5 separate regions of the Homo sapiens genome follow, and all the other regions are linked to region 3. Evidence: chromatin contacts called from ENCODE Hi-C or POLR2A ChIA-PET data. All regions are on one chromosome and are shown on one strand. The core of a region is the stretch at or near the end of the contact, and the rest is flanking DNA. Distances in the headings are between cores, read along the strand shown. Region 1 overlaps GRAMD1A (GRAM domain containing 1A). Region 2 holds the start of UBA2 (ubiquitin like modifier activating enzyme 2). Region 3 holds the start of ZNF181 (zinc finger protein 181). Region 4 holds the start of GARRE1 (granule associated Rac and RHOG effector 1). Region 5 holds the start of FXYD5 (FXYD domain containing ion transport regulator 5).

The links. Hi-C counts contacts between places; a loop is a spot of excess contacts on that map. ChIA-PET counts read pairs that join two places held with the same protein, here RNA polymerase II (POLR2A). Pooled maps may share reads with other maps.
Region 1: a loop to region 3 is called in a map of CD4-positive, alpha-beta T cell, with 4 times the contacts of the local background. The contact joins the enhancer-like site here to the promoter of ZNF181 in region 3. A Hi-C loop is called at or near these places in 6 of 168 maps with a recorded cell type or tissue (B cell, CD4-positive, alpha-beta T cell, CD4-positive, alpha-beta memory T cell and 2 more), 14 of 37 single-sample maps with no recorded cell type and 18 of 50 pooled maps. POLR2A ChIA-PET finds 5 or more read pairs at or near these places in 2 of 52 experiments (CD4-positive, alpha-beta T cell and CD4-positive, alpha-beta memory T cell).
Region 2: a map of CD8-positive, alpha-beta T cell shows a loop between it and region 3 (9-fold over the local background). The contact joins the promoter of UBA2 here to the promoter of ZNF181 in region 3. A Hi-C loop is called at or near these places in 2 of 168 maps with a recorded cell type or tissue (CD8-positive, alpha-beta T cell and naive thymus-derived CD4-positive, alpha-beta T cell), 1 of 37 single-sample maps with no recorded cell type and 11 of 50 pooled maps.
Region 4: a loop to region 3 is called in a pooled map, with 15 times the contacts of the local background. The contact joins the promoter of GARRE1 here to the promoter of ZNF181 in region 3. A Hi-C loop is called at or near these places in 1 of 37 single-sample maps with no recorded cell type and 4 of 50 pooled maps. POLR2A ChIA-PET finds 5 or more read pairs at or near these places in 1 of 52 experiments (RWPE1).
Region 5: a pooled map shows a loop between it and region 3 (4-fold over the local background). The contact joins the promoter of FXYD5 here to the promoter of ZNF181 in region 3. A Hi-C loop is called at or near these places in 6 of 50 pooled maps. POLR2A ChIA-PET finds 5 or more read pairs at or near these places in 3 of 52 experiments (K562, activated CD4-positive, alpha-beta T cell and endothelial cell of umbilical vein).

The regions. Positions count from the first base shown.
Region 1 is chr19:35,011,693-35,014,392 of GRCh38, reverse strand. GRAMD1A (GRAM domain containing 1A) reads right to left here. Exons shown (of 20, transcript NM_020895.5): 8 at 1,025-1,137; 9 at 702-852; 10 at 6-204. Among named protein-coding and RNA genes, the nearest start is that of GRAMD1A, 13 kb to the right of the region's middle. RefSeq lists an enhancer at 1,438-1,517. Within about 2 kb of position 1,257, at least 19 of the 41 ENCODE cell types and tissues checked have a DNase peak (open chromatin) inside an H3K27ac peak, as active enhancers do; they include B cell and CD4-positive, alpha-beta T cell, where a contact is called at or near this core.
Region 2 is chr19:34,427,104-34,429,803 of GRCh38, reverse strand. It overlaps UBA2 (ubiquitin like modifier activating enzyme 2), which reads right to left and starts at 1,423. Exons shown (of 17, transcript NM_005499.3): 1 at 1,234-1,423. The coding sequence starts at 1,371. LOC124904695 (a long non-coding RNA gene) reads left to right here and starts at 1,440. Exons shown (of 2, transcript XR_007067232.1): 1 at 1,440-1,682. RefSeq lists silencers at 926-1,085, 1,156-1,265, 1,296-1,535.
Region 3 is chr19:34,732,896-34,735,595 of GRCh38, reverse strand. ZNF181 (zinc finger protein 181) reads right to left here and starts at 1,353. Exons shown (of 4, transcript NM_001029997.4): 1 at 550-1,353. The coding sequence starts at 558. RefSeq lists silencers at 1,111-1,170, 1,271-1,320 and enhancers at 1,601-1,990, 1,711-2,228, 2,446-2,505.
Region 4 is chr19:34,253,177-34,255,876 of GRCh38, reverse strand. It overlaps GARRE1 (granule associated Rac and RHOG effector 1), which reads right to left and starts at 1,323. Exons shown (of 14, transcript NM_014686.5): 1 at 1,263-1,323. RefSeq lists an enhancer at 505-1,026.
Region 5 is chr19:35,153,306-35,156,005 of GRCh38, reverse strand. It overlaps FXYD5 (FXYD domain containing ion transport regulator 5), which reads right to left and starts at 1,271. Exons shown (of 9, transcript NM_014164.6): 1 at 1,197-1,271; 2 at 395-455. The coding sequence starts at 455. FXYD7 (FXYD domain containing ion transport regulator 7) reads right to left here. Exons shown (of 6, transcript NM_022006.2): 6 at 1,704-2,112. The coding sequence ends at 2,090. RefSeq lists enhancers at 331-500, 1,439-2,303.

The sequences.
Region 1 (2,700 bases), core at 8-2,507, 280 kb before region 3:
CTCACCTTCCTCCCCAGTGGATGAAGAGGAGTTACTTGTGTCTGTCAATAGCTCCTCACTGGGCAGCAGATCCAAGGGGCCCAGGGTGGTGGGCCCGTCAGGCTGGGTGGGCTCTGTGCTCGGGGGTTCAGCCACCGGGGTCACTGTCTGGCTGGAGGAGGCGTCTGGCTGGCTGTCTACCTGCTCCTCCTTGTCCTCCTCTGCCTGTGGAGAAAGGCCCGATGCAGCCTTGGCCACCTCCATCCCAGCCCCAGGGCTCCCAAGTCCACACTGGCCACAAGGATTCCAGAGCCTGTGCAGACCCGGGGTGGTGTGTGCACCGAGGGCTCACGGCTGAGCTGCGAGCAGCCTGGGGCCACCCAGATGAGGGCCCCTCTCAGCCCCTGCCAGGCTTGTCTCAGATGCCTGAGCCATAAGCTTTCTTACCTGTCCTGTCCGTCTGTCTGTCTGCTGCTTCATCTATCCACCCATCTCCCATCCCTTCTGTCTCTCATCCTTTCTGTCTGTCCCCTCTCTTCCCTGTCTCTCTTTCCCTGTCACATGTCCGTCTTCCCCTCCCTGTCCTGTTCCTCCATCCAGGCCTCCCCTGTCCCCCTATCCATTCCCCTCCAAATCTGTCAGGCTGTTCTTCTCCCACTGCACCCCCAGCCCTCCTCTCTCTTCCTATCAGTATCCCACCCCTCTTCCAACCCACCGCTCACCCCATGGTCTGCGTCGCTGCTGGCTCGGGAAAGGTTGGGCGTGACATGGCCACGGCGCGAACCCACTGGGCTTGGCTCCTGGCTGCGGTCAGCTGCCCCCGAGGAGGTGATGTCGCTCAGGGCGATCACATCTCCCACTTCCTTGGGGGTCCTGTGGGAAAGGGGAGGAAGCGGGACTGCTGTGTCCTTGAGACCCCATACACCCTCCTGAATCCTCCAGACGTCATACAACCATCTCAGGCCCCCCAGCACTCCAGGAACTCTGCACGCCGACCGTCCTGTTCTCCCCCGAACCCTTCAACCTCCTTTGACCTCCAACTCACCCCAGACCGTTCAGCTGCAAGGGGGAGACATAGTCCTCATCCTCACTGGTGAGGCCCAGCTCTGAGCCGTAGCACTGATGCACCAGGTGCCAGAGCTCGCGGGGACTCAGCGTCTGGGGAGGCGGGACCTGGGGTTGGCCTCCATCTCACCCCAGCCAGAGCCCGGCCCGCCAGATTCCCCACCAGCCCTCGGCCTCCGCAGTTCCCCTGGCTTCCACAAGGAGGCAGCCACGATCTCCCGCACCAGACCTGGCCTCAGCAAGCGGGGAATCCCCTGCTACAGCCCCTCCAGGGCCTGCGCCCAGGACTCAAACTTCCTGCTTCCCAAGTCCCCACAATACTCTGGCCAGAGAATGTTCCCATTTTTTTTATATCTTTTTTTGTTTGTTTTTTGGAGATGGAGTCTGGCTCTGTCGCTCAGGCTGGAGTGCAGTGGTGTGATCTCAGCTCACTGCAACCTCTCCCTCCTGGGTTCAAGCGATTCTCCTACCTCAGCTTCCCAAGGAGCTGGGATTACAGGTGCGTGCTACCACGCCCAGCTAATTTTTGCAATTTTAGTAGAGACGGGGTTTCACCATGTTGGCCAGGCTGGTCTCGAACTCCTGACCTCGTGGGCACCACGATCCGCCCGTCTTCGTCTACCAAAGTGCTGGGATTACAGGCATGAGCCACCGTGCCCAGCCATGAATGTTCCCATCTTTACAGAGCATACGGAGTCCCAGGAAGGGGAAGTCATGTAGGGAAAGTCATGTGTTCAAGGTCACCAAGTGACTTGGTCAAGCCCTGCCAGACTCCAGGGCTGAGTCTCCCATGCCTATGCCATCGTGGCCCCCCGAATCTTTTCCCAGGTGTCCTCGGGAGCCTTGAGCTTTCAGCCACCCATGGCCAGAGTGGCTGAATGACAGTGATGACAGTTAACAGTAAGTGATGATAGCAGCAGACATTTGCCACCTGGTCAACTAGGTGCATTCTTCTAACCACTTTACAGATGTACTAACTCACTGTATCTTCAAAACCATCTGGAAAGTAGGTGCTAACCTCATCATCCTTTTAAGACAATGGTGCTGAGAAGTGCAAGGTGACATGCTGGGGTCCAGCCAGGAAGTAGCAGTGCTGAGATGTGACCCCAGGGGAGCTGGTCTACAGCCGGGGGGCAGAGGGGGTGGCGAGGGAGCTAACCGCTGGGCTACTCTGCTCATAAGAGCTGACATGACTGAGTACTTATTCTGGGCAAAATTCTGGGTGCTGTGAAGTGGGGATGGCCCCCATTTGACAGATGGGGTTCAATCACTTGCCCCAGGGGATGGGGCTGGAATCCCGGGGCTCTGCCCTGTCCTCCTTAGGGCCTGACTGTGCGCTGTCCCTCTCTCAGGATGCTGAATGGGACCCTCAGCACTCCTGCCTGCTCCAGGGACATCGGAGCCTCTGAGAAGGCAGCGCGTGAGTGCCGCTCAGCCGGAGGATGGGGCTGGGGCTCTCTGAGGTGCTGTGGACCAGCCATAGCCGGCATCCTGTGATGACCTCCCAGCCTCTATCCACACTCCCCCGCTGCCAGTGGAACCTGGATGTCCTTCAGGGTGAAAATCATTCCCAGCCCCAGGGAAGAATTACGACGGTTTACACCAATTCATGTCCCTTTGCCAGAGACTCAGCTTCGGGGTCAGGTGGGGCCCAGG
Region 2 (2,700 bases), core at 174-2,673, 310 kb after region 3:
AGTGCAGTGGTGCAAACACAGCTCACTGCAGCCTCGACCTCCCAGGCTCAAGCGATCCTCCTGACACAGCCTCCCGGGTAGCTGGGACCACAGGCGCACACCACCACGCCCCGCTAATTTTCTTTTTTTGTAGAGACGGGGTTTCTCTATGTTGCCCAGGTTCTGTTCTTTTTCTTAAATGATACATGGCAAACGTTTATTGAATTTTTGCTGCCTCCCTTAATTCAAGCCTTCATCCATACACAATTTCATTTACTATTAACCTGAGAACTGTGAAAGGAAACTTTTACACATGGTTAAAAAAGTATCATGTTTTAAGTTTTATCTAATTTTTGCTTAAATATATAATACATAAAGGAAAGAAACAATGACTCAGTCGGCCACCCGTACTTTTTTGTTCATTCCATGTTTCCACTAGCCCTTAAGACACTTTAAACTCACACCGAAGGGCCAGTAACATCTCCAATCTCTAAAAAGTTTGCATTAGTAGAAATAACGATTCAAAATAGCACTGGCTTGTCAACGTACACCAATGCAAAAGGCACAGTCCTAACGTCTTTAATGAAACAAGCGAGTGTACCGTCTACTGTGAGAGCAATGACAGTCACGCAGCCTGCGGGAGCCCTGCCACTCGCTCCGTGACCCAGGGTAAGTTACTCAACCCCATTGCGTCTCCCTTTCCTCATCTGTTAAAAATAAAGCAGGGTGGAAATAGCGTTTGCACTCCTCGGGTGGTATGAAGATGGTGCGCGTTCCGTGTGTAAACCCGCTCGTGACCAGCGCTCGGGACGCGTTGGTCGCTATCATTGCCATCCTCCGCCCCGCGTCGTTACTTCGGAGTTACGACAGGGACCTCAAAATTAAAGTCACAACATCCGCGAGGGACTCAATCCTCTCCCGCATCTCCTAACAGCCGGGAATTTGTTTTGAAGGGAGGATAAGAGGCGGCTTCACGCCCACGAAGCGCCACACATTGGCGCTGCCGGGGAGGCGGGGGCCCGCGGCCTCCTCGGCGTCCGGAGCCGGCCCAGCGAGCGGAGGCCCGCCCCGTGCCCAAAGAACAGTCTCCTCCCGCGGGGGGGGCACAACCCGAGCCTCTCAGCCTGCCCCCGCTCCGCAACTCCGGTCCCGGGCTCCGGGCCCTGAGCCTCAGAGCCCCTGGAGCCCCGGAACCCCCGAATCCCAGCCCCCGCACCACAGCCCGCCATTCACGCGCGCGCGCCCGGCCCTCACCAGGTCGATGTGGGAGAAACCGGTGAGCACGAGATTCTTGAGGAGCTCGCAGCCGATGCCGCCCGCCCCCACCACCAGCACCCGGCCCCCGGCCACCGCCTCAGCCAGCTCCCGGGGCAGCCCCCGCGACAGTGCCATGGCGGGACAACCACGAGCCGCGGCGGAGGCGGAGGCGGGAGAACCGAGCCGCGGCCGGAAGCGGGTGGGGGAAGGGCGGCCTGGTTTCCGCTCCTGCGCACTACAGCCTCCGGCAGACACAGGCAGGGCACATCGCGCCGGGGTGTGCTGCAGCCCGCGGGGACCGGCAGGCTCTTGCAAAGGGCTGGCGACCTCCAGCTGAGACCGGCGGTGTTATTCCCACACCAGCATAGGCCCGCCATCAGACCTAAAAAGTCTAAGGGTCGCCTTCTAGCCTGGGGTTTCAACTCCCAGCCAAGACTTCCTTACAGGTTAGAAAACTGATGTCCCTATACGTAAAGAGCTCTTACAAATTAACAAGTGTCACCCCCAAAAAAATATAGGCAAAGGATGTGAACAGGAAACTCACAAAAAATTGGACAATATGATCAATAAGCGTATTAAAATGTAAACCATAAAAGAATCGCTTGAACCCTGGAGGTGGAGGTTGCAGTGAACCAAGATCGCACCACTTCACTCCAGGCTGGGTAACAGAGCAAGACTCCGTCTCAAAAAAGAAAAAAATGTAAACCATGCAAAATGGTAAGATTTTCACCTGCCGGGCGCGGTGGCTTACGCCTGTAATCCCAGCACTTTGGGAGGCCGAGGCGGGTGGATCACGAGGTCAGGAGTTCTGAAACCAGCCTGACTAACATGGTGAAACCCCCATCTCTACTAAAAATACAAAAATTAGCCGGGCGTGGTGGCGTGCGCCTGTAATCCCAGCTACTCGGGAGGCTGAGGCAGGAGAATCGTTTGAACCCAGGAGGCAGAGGTTGCAGTGAGCCGAGATCGCGCCACTGCACTCCAGCCTGGGCAACAGACTCCGTCTCAAAAAAACAAACAAACAAACAAACAAAAAAAAACACCGAAACAGCTGGGGGTGGTGGCACAAGCCTGTAGCCCCAGCTACTCAGGAGGCTGAGGCAGGAGAATTGCTTGAACCCAGGAGGCGGAGGTTGCACCACTGCACTCCAGCCTGAGCAATACAGCGAGACTCTGTCTCAAAAAAAAAAAAAAGTTTTTCACCTACTAAACTGGTAGAAAGAAAAAATAAGTAACACTTATCAAGGGATTGGGAAACAAGCACTCCAACACACTCCAGGTAAAGATTCCAAAGCAAAGCTTCTCTAGAGGGCGTGGTGGCTTGCACCTGTAGTCCCAGCTACTCAGGAGGCTGAGGCAGGAGGATCACTTAAGCCTGAGAGGTCGAGGCTGCAGTGAGCTATGCCCTTACCACTGCACTCCAGCCTGAGAGACAGAGCAAGACCCTGTCTCGAAAAAAAAGAA
Region 3 (2,700 bases), core at 104-2,603:
AGAACAGACTGATGAGGGTTAAGGGCAGATGCAGGGAATCCAGCTAGGAGGCTACCGCAATAATCCAGGTGGCTTTATTGCTATCACTACCGGGGTGGTAGTGGTGGTGGTAGTGCTGGGGTAACTAATGGTCAGATTCTGTATACAGTGTATAGCTTAGCTCCAACTAGAGGATCTGAATATAGGTATAAGTCAAAGGGAAGAATCAAGGATGACTGCAAGCATCTCTTCACTTGAGACCACATGGTACAGTTTTGACAACCATAAACCGAATAACCTTACATTCCAAAGTTGCATTGTGAATTACAGTTTTAAAATGTTGGCAAGACTAGAAAGTCTTCTAGCAGAAAACTGTAGAAAAGAGGAACACTGGGTGAGGAGGATAATACCTTGGAGCTCTCCTGTGGGCTCCGTCCTTCCTATACTGAAAGGAACCATGGATCCAGTCCCTTAAATGGACTTGGTTAGGTGGGAACAGGCAGGAGAAGCAAAGCAAACACACAGTCCTGATAAAGTGTTTCAGGAAGATTTGCGGACACACCGACCTACCTGAGGCATTACTCTGCAATTTCCAACAGCCAACAGAGTCCTCTTTCCAGGCTCTTATCTTAGAGATGGGCAGTGTCCTGAGGGCACAGAAGGGCAGGAAAAAGCAGTCATGAAAAATCAGGCTTATCTTGCGGCACCTGTGACACACCATAATGGAAAGGCACACTGGTAATCACTCTCCAGGGCGCCAATCTCTCCCTGGGAACTAACAGGGTGTTTCTCCGCAAGGGCTAACCATTTACCAGGTGCCACCTGCGAGGAAAATCAATTACTCTGTAAATAAAATCCTCATAAAACAATGGTAAAAACTTTATCAGCTCGTTCAGTCTTCACCACTATGCACGGTGTGCGTTCACATTTTTCCAGATCTATTTTTTAAACGATGACAAAACTGAAATTCCAAGATACTGAACCCATTTGTTCAAGGTTACACAACTGTAGAGCGCCGGCTTCATGACGACATAACCCAAAGACAACTGTGGCTGGCGTCTAACCACGCGCCCACTTCACTCTCACAACAGCGCCAAGAGGTCGGCGCCGTCATCACCCCGCGTTTACATAGGAGGACATGAAGGCCAGGAAAACCAAGGCACCGGCCGGGGTCACACCGCGGGGCAGACCCAGGGCCTGAGCCCCGCCGCCGCCCCCGGGACTCATACTGGCCGGAGTCCTCAGCAGGGCCTCACCGTCCCCGCAGGCGCCCCGCGTCGCTGGTGAGCGGGCAACGGCCGCCGACCTCTGGGGACGACACTGCCCAGAATCGTCCCGGAGCCTGGGAGTCGCCGTCAGGCCTGAGGCTACAGCGGGGCGGACCCAGTGCGCCGCCCACAGCCGATCGACATTTCCCAGAATCATCCGCGCAGGGGACAAAATTCCAGGCGCAACGAACCGCAGGTACCGGAAGACCACACTTCCCAGGAGTCTCTGCGGCCGCGCGGACCTGGGGCGCCGCGGGCAAACAGATCTCGGTTTCCTAAAAAACTAAACCGCCTGGGGCTGTCGTCCCAGAGCCCGGCAGTTAGGACCATGCGGGAAGTGTCCTGGGGCATATAGTCATACTGATGAGGTGAAAGATACACCTCGGAACCAAGGGCCACCCTCTACTTTTAAGGACAATGGCGCCGGGACCAAGAAACTACACTTCCCAGAAAACCGTGCGGCCGTGGCAAACTCTTCTGGGTCTAGCGTGCGCTCACACTAATGTTTATCTCCCGGGACGTGGGCAGACCTTGTACCAGGCGAGCTCTCGCCTTTGCTAGCAAAAGAGCTCCTCTCTTCCCAAACCCTGCTACTACGCTGTCCACCCTGTATGGTCTTTGAGGTCTTTGAGGTTTTTTTGGAATTCACTTGCTGGAGACTACAGCTCACAGAACGCCCTGGGCTGGATTGTGCCAGCTGTAGTTCGCGAACCAAGGACATTTCCTGGAAATGCATGCGGCCACGTATCTGTGACAGAAATGGCAGTTCTCACGTGCGTTACGCCCCCTGGAAGGACTTGGAAATACGGAACTTGAGTGAGCACTGAGAGGACACAGACCCTCATCCTGGGAGGAGTCACTCCTCCCGCAGCCATCAGAGCCTGACAACCGCTTCTCACCAGAGGCGCTTCTTAGACCCTGACCTTGCCCGGCTCACCCAAAGGGGCAATGGCCTTCTTTGTATGCAAGCCAGACAGTCTACTGTTGTATATTTGAATTTTTTACTTTATTTTTAATATTTTAATTAAATTTTAATTTAATGCTGCCTCTACCTCTGAGAGAGACAGGGAGAGATGGGGGAGGCCTGGAGTGGGGGCCCTGCGGGGCAGGGACAGGGGACCCTTCCTCACTTTGCACAATCTGGGAACCCTCCCCAAGCGGAACAGCCAGCTGCAGTGGAAAAGCACTGGCTTAGTGGGCTTCGTCCTGGGGACGAAGGCTGGGAGACTGCAGCTGAAAGGTGTGGGCTCCAGGAGGGCCGCAGGGGGCCTAGCAGCAGCGTCAGGGAGCAGAAGTCCGCCCTCCCTCCATCTTCCTTCCTTCTCTGGCCGCCAGAGCGCTCTGTCTCCCTCCCACGCCCACAGCTACAGGTGGAGCCGGCTTGGGGCGGGGGGGGGGTCCTCCTAGGGCGAAGAGGGCCAGGAGCCTTCCTGAGGACCTGAGGCTCCTCTGG
Region 4 (2,700 bases), core at 74-2,573, 480 kb after region 3:
GAGGGAGACTGTCTCAAAAAAAAACAAATAAAGTTACCTTTGACCCCATTTGTAAATTTATTCTAAGATAACAATCAGACCAGGTGTAATATCTCACACTTGTAATCCCAACACTTTGGAAGGCGAAGGCGTGAGGGTCGCTTGAGGCCAGAAGTTTTGAGACCAGCCTGGGCAACAGTCTCTTATTAAAAAAAAAAAAAAAAGACCATATCAAACAAATCCTTCCGGCAGAATTGTTTATCTTGTGACAAATTGGAAACTATCTCAATGCTCATCGGTGGTTAAATCACATACTGTAAAGTCCATAAAAATAACAATACCTATCTGTATTTATTGATTATCACCAAAATGTTAGCAGTGGTTGTCACTGAATGGTAGACTGGCAGATGACTGTCATTTTCTACCTTAAGACTTTTTGTGTCGTCTTGAGTGTTTTGCCAGGAAAGGAGAATTAACTGCTTTTATAATGGGGATGAGGGACCAGAACAAGGTATTTTCAAACTGGAGGCCCCCAAAGCTGAGTCTCTGGAAAATTTCTAAAAAGTCTAAACAAAATTCTTATCATGCCAACCAGGCACGCTTCTTTCCTCGCACCGCGCGGCGCAGAAAGACACACCCCTGACTCTGCGCTCGTCCCTCGGGCTCGGGTCCTCCACGCTCAGCCCCGGCCCTCCCGGTCCCCGCGGACCCTCCCCTCGGGCCCAATGCGCCAGCTGGCTCCGCAGGGCCGGAAAAGCGCGTTCCTCGGCAGCCTGGCGCCGCCGGGAAGGTGCGCGCAGCCCGCCCGGCAGCCCCGGGATGGCGTGAGGGCCGCCTCCCCGGCTAGCCCCAGCGGACCCCTGCCGCCAGCAGGCCGCCCTCCCTCCGCGGGCTTCCGGGAGCGGGTCCTGGCGCCAGCGCGACCTCCCGGGCCCCGGCGAACCGAGGGAGCGTCCCCTTTCCCCGCCTGACGGGCGCCGACCCGCCCCTGCGGTGCCGCGGCCGCCGAGTCTCCGACGCGCCCCCAGGTCCCGGGTTCGCGCCAGGAGGCCCCTCCGGGCTTCCGTCGGCCGGCCAGCGCCCGCAAAGCCCGGCGTCCTCCACAGCGGGCGGGCAAGGGGCGGGAGCCCACGGCCCCGCGCCCTGCGGCCCCGAGCGGAGCGGCGCCCCGCGGGCCCGTCTCGCCGTCTGCCCTGGCTGCGGCCCGCGGCCCCGCTGCCCACCGCCCACCGCCCGACCCCGCCCGCCAGCCCCCGCCTGCGCCCGCCGCGCCCGCTCCTCACCTGCGACGCGCCCCGGCCCCCAGCGCACCGCCTTGGACCGGCTGTGTACACCGGAAGTTACGTCTCCGGTCCGGCCCCGCCCCCGCCTCGGGCGGACGCGGGGAGGTTGCGGATCCCGCGCCTAGAGCGGACTCTCCTCTCGCATTAGAGGGGAGGGGGCGCCCCGGAGCCTCCTCTCCTGGGACCCTGGGCCCCCAAGCGGGACGGCCGGGGCGGAGGTTGAGGACTGGCGGCCAGAGCCGGAGGTCCACCCAGATCCCCCACCATGGCTTGGCCCCCGGGCGGGAGGGGTCGGGCTGCGTCCTCCTGGATTTATTACTGAAATTGACTGAAATCGATTACTGGCGTATGGAGTGTTTCCTAGATGCCAGGCCCCGACGGGCACTGCAGGAACGGGTAGTGCTCTCTCCCTCATAAGTTTATTCCTTAGTGGTAAATACACAATACCATTGTCACATATCCGGGTGATAATATAGTACCAATGGTGACAAGTGGTAGGAGGGGAAAGAGTAAGAGGGAGGGAGAGAGTACCCTGACCTAGTAAAGGAGAGTGATCCGGAATTCCCCCAGGGAAAGAGCAGGAGCTGAGGTCCTAAGGGGTAGAAGGGAGAAAAAAAAAAAAAAAAACGAGAAGGGAGGAGAACACATTACGCAGAAGCAGCAGCAAGGGTCTTCCAGTTCTGTGGGTTTTGTTTGTTTGAGACGGAGTCTTGCTCTATCGCCCAGGCTGGAGTGCAGTGACGTGATCTTGGCTCGCTGCAACCTCCACCTCCCGGGTTCAAGTGATTCTCCTGCCTCAGCCTCCCGGATAGCTGCGATTACAAGCGTGCGCCACCACGCCCGGCTAATTTTTGTGTTATTAGTAGAGACGGGATTTCCCCATGTTGGCCACGCTGGTCTCAAACTCCTGACCTCAGGTGTTCCGCCCACCTCGGCCTCCCAAAGTGCTTGAGCCACGGAGCATGGCCCAGTTTTGTGTTCCAATAATAAATCAGAGTGGTGAGAAGTTAGGTCTTACTTGACAGTGTTGCAAAACTAATGAGTTTTAAGCAAGAGGTGATTTGTCCATACTTGAGAGTGTAAAGGGGTTACTCTAGATGCAGTGTGGAGAAGGAAGGACTACGGAGGGGAGGCAAGAGTGGATATAAATGTGTACACCCATGTTCATATTAGTCAGAAGGTGGAAGCAACCCAATGTCCATCCACGGGTGAATGGGTTCACAAAATGTGGTATAAACATAACAATAGAATATTACTCAGCGTTGAAGGAGGCCGGGCGCCGTGGCTTACGCCTGTAATCCCAGCACTTTGGGAGGCCAAGGCGCGTGGATCACCTGAGGTCAGGAGTTCGAGACCAGCCTGACCAACATGATGAAACCCCGTCTCTACTAAAAATACAAAATCAGCCAGGCGTGGTGGCGCATGCCTATAATCCCAG
Region 5 (2,700 bases), core at 22-2,521, 420 kb before region 3:
ACTCTTTGGACTAACCCCAGCTCAACAGCTTTGCCTAACTGTGTAATGCCTGGGGACTCTGGGAGCCTAGGTTTCCTGGCTGCTGAGTAGAAAACCGACACCAATCTCCCCGCCAAATGAAACTCAGTGAGTTCTTCTTGGAGGTGAAATTGGAGGATGCTCAGCAGGACAGGCCCTGGCCAGACTCACTGGAAGCAGCCACCCGGGTCTGAGGTGTCCAAAGAGGGTGTAACGTCGCCCCGCCATAGGGATCCCCACTTCCTGGTGCCGGCTCAGCGGGAGGGTGACAGGGCAGGACAACGTTCACACGGGCCAACCACCCACCCCGCAGCACACGTGGGGCTGGCCTGGCTGGGGGCTCTGGGGCAGGGTGGAGGCCAGAGATGGGTCTTACCTCTGGTGGGGAGAATCAGGCCAACGATGGTGAGAAGACACAGGCGACCAGAGGGCGACATCTGTGGGACCAGGCGATGCTGGGGTCAGCCATGATGTCAGTGAGACCGACCTCCGGCAGCCCCCGGGGATCCTGCAGCCCTTTCCCTGCCCTGAGCAAAAACCTCTGGCTTCCAAGACCCCCTGCCAGGGGCTGACGGCTGGCCTCAGGGGAAAGGGGAGGGTCTTAGGTGGGGATACCAAACCGTCACCCTGCTTCCTTCCCCTGCAGGTCCCCAAAGAAAACAAGAAGCATGAGATAAATGGGTCTTCCAGCAGCTGCAAGGGCCGGCGGGCACTCCTGAAGCAGAGAAACACCTCCCTGCGCCTTCCGCCAGGCGCTTATCCCTCACTGGGACTGACGCAAGGAGGGGACTGGGGCAGAGGAGTAGATAGGAGGCCTCTTCCCTCCCCCAGGGGCCCAGAGCCCGGGAGTCGGCGAGGAGGGGAAGGAGGAAGAGTGAGTAACGCCTCCCGCGCTCAGAGGAAAAAGTGAGTTGGTGTCAGGGGCCGCCTTGCAGGGATGGCGCGCTGGAGAGACCTAAGAGGCACTGGTCCGAGGGGGGTGGCAGAGAGCTGGGGAGACTGAGGCAGGCGGGCGGGAGCGAGGCAGAGCGGCCCACTGTAGCCCAGGAGAGGAGGCAGAGAGATGTGGGCGTGGATGGGGGGCGGAGAGGAGCGGAAGGGGTCAAACCCCTACCCACCTGAGCCCGGCCCGTGGGCAGAGGGGCAGCGGATGGAGGTGGCGCACGAGAGGGACTTACGTCGGAGCTGGGGGTCCTAAGCCGGCAGCCTCGTGGAGAGAGGGACGCGGCGGTGGCTGCTGCGTCCAGGCGGAGGGTGTGGCCAGGGGAGCGCGAGCGGGCGGGGACCCAGACGGGCTCAGTCATTTCCTCTTGGGTTTCCTGGCTTCAGAGCCCGGGGTGGGAGCAGGAGGGGGAATCGCTGAGGGCGACGGGGGGCAGGGGTGAGGGCATAGTGGTGGGAGAGGGTGGGAACGGGGATGGGGCAGGCAGGTCTAGGGTGAGTGGACGCCTCTGAGAGAGCAGGGGGAGAAACGGGAGGGCTCTATTCTGGGGTCGCTGGAGGAAGGGAAAGGACAAATCCGGAGGTGTTGAGGAAGGAGAAGGGATTGAAGGGGGGCATCTCGGGGCACTGGGGGAGGAGAATGAAGAGGGGGCGACTCCGGGCACGCAGGGGAGAGCTACCCCAGGTTCAGTTCTGCACCCCTACCCACACCGTGCCCCACAGATGAGAACACACAGACAGAACAGAGGAAAAAACCAAATGCACATTTATTAAGCTCAAGACATGGACACTGAGGGGCCAGGGGGACGGATCTTCGGGGATGAGACAAGGAGGTGCAGGGGGGCCATACACGGGGATGCTGGGGGTGCTGGGCCGGGATGGACTCCCGGATCCCAGGAGCTGGAGGCCTGAGGCCCTGGGTCTGGGGTGCAGACGGGCTCTTTGGGGGATCGTCATTGCCAAGGCCTGGAGAGGGACAGCAGGGTGCAGCGGCTCCAGCCTTGGGGTGGGTGGGGCGGCTCATTCCGGGGAGCGCTCCCGGCGCGCGGCTGGGTCCCCACCGCCTCCACCCGGTCCTCAGGCTCCCGCGCTCAGGCAGGGTCGGCAGCGGAGTTTCCTCGGGAAGGTGTTACACGCCGCCGCCACCAGGGGCTGGGGAGAGAGGGGGTGCGTGAGCCACTAGAAAGGTGGAAACTGCCTCCCTCCCCACAGCTCGTTGGCTCTCCATTCCCCGGCACCATGGAAGCCAGACCCCAGGGACTGTCACCCCAGAGCTAACACTGAGGAGCTGTCTTGCCTCCCACACTCTAATGTCTTGTTCCCTTGGGGACACCTCCTGGCTGCTGTCATGGAGAGAAACACCTGCTACGGGGCTGGCGACCCCAGACCCAACCTGGGCTTTTGGGGCTATCCGCCTGCCAGAAAGGGAGTCCCCATCTCCCTTCCCATTTGCAATCTCCTCCTACACCCTCACTCCTTTCCTACACTCCCTGTCCTGAACATTTGGATACAACGGGAAGTCCCCCATTCCCCACCCGCTGCAGACCATCATTCACCTAGGATAGACCAGAAACCTGTGCAAAGTCTTCAGCTGTGCCCCAGGTGACAAGGCCAACCCCCATGCTGCCCCACGCATCCATAAGTGCCTTGTTCATGTTTTAAAACTCATTAAATAAACATGAAACAGGCCAAGCGCTGTGGCTCACGCCTGTAATCCAAGCACTTTGGGAGGCCGAGGAT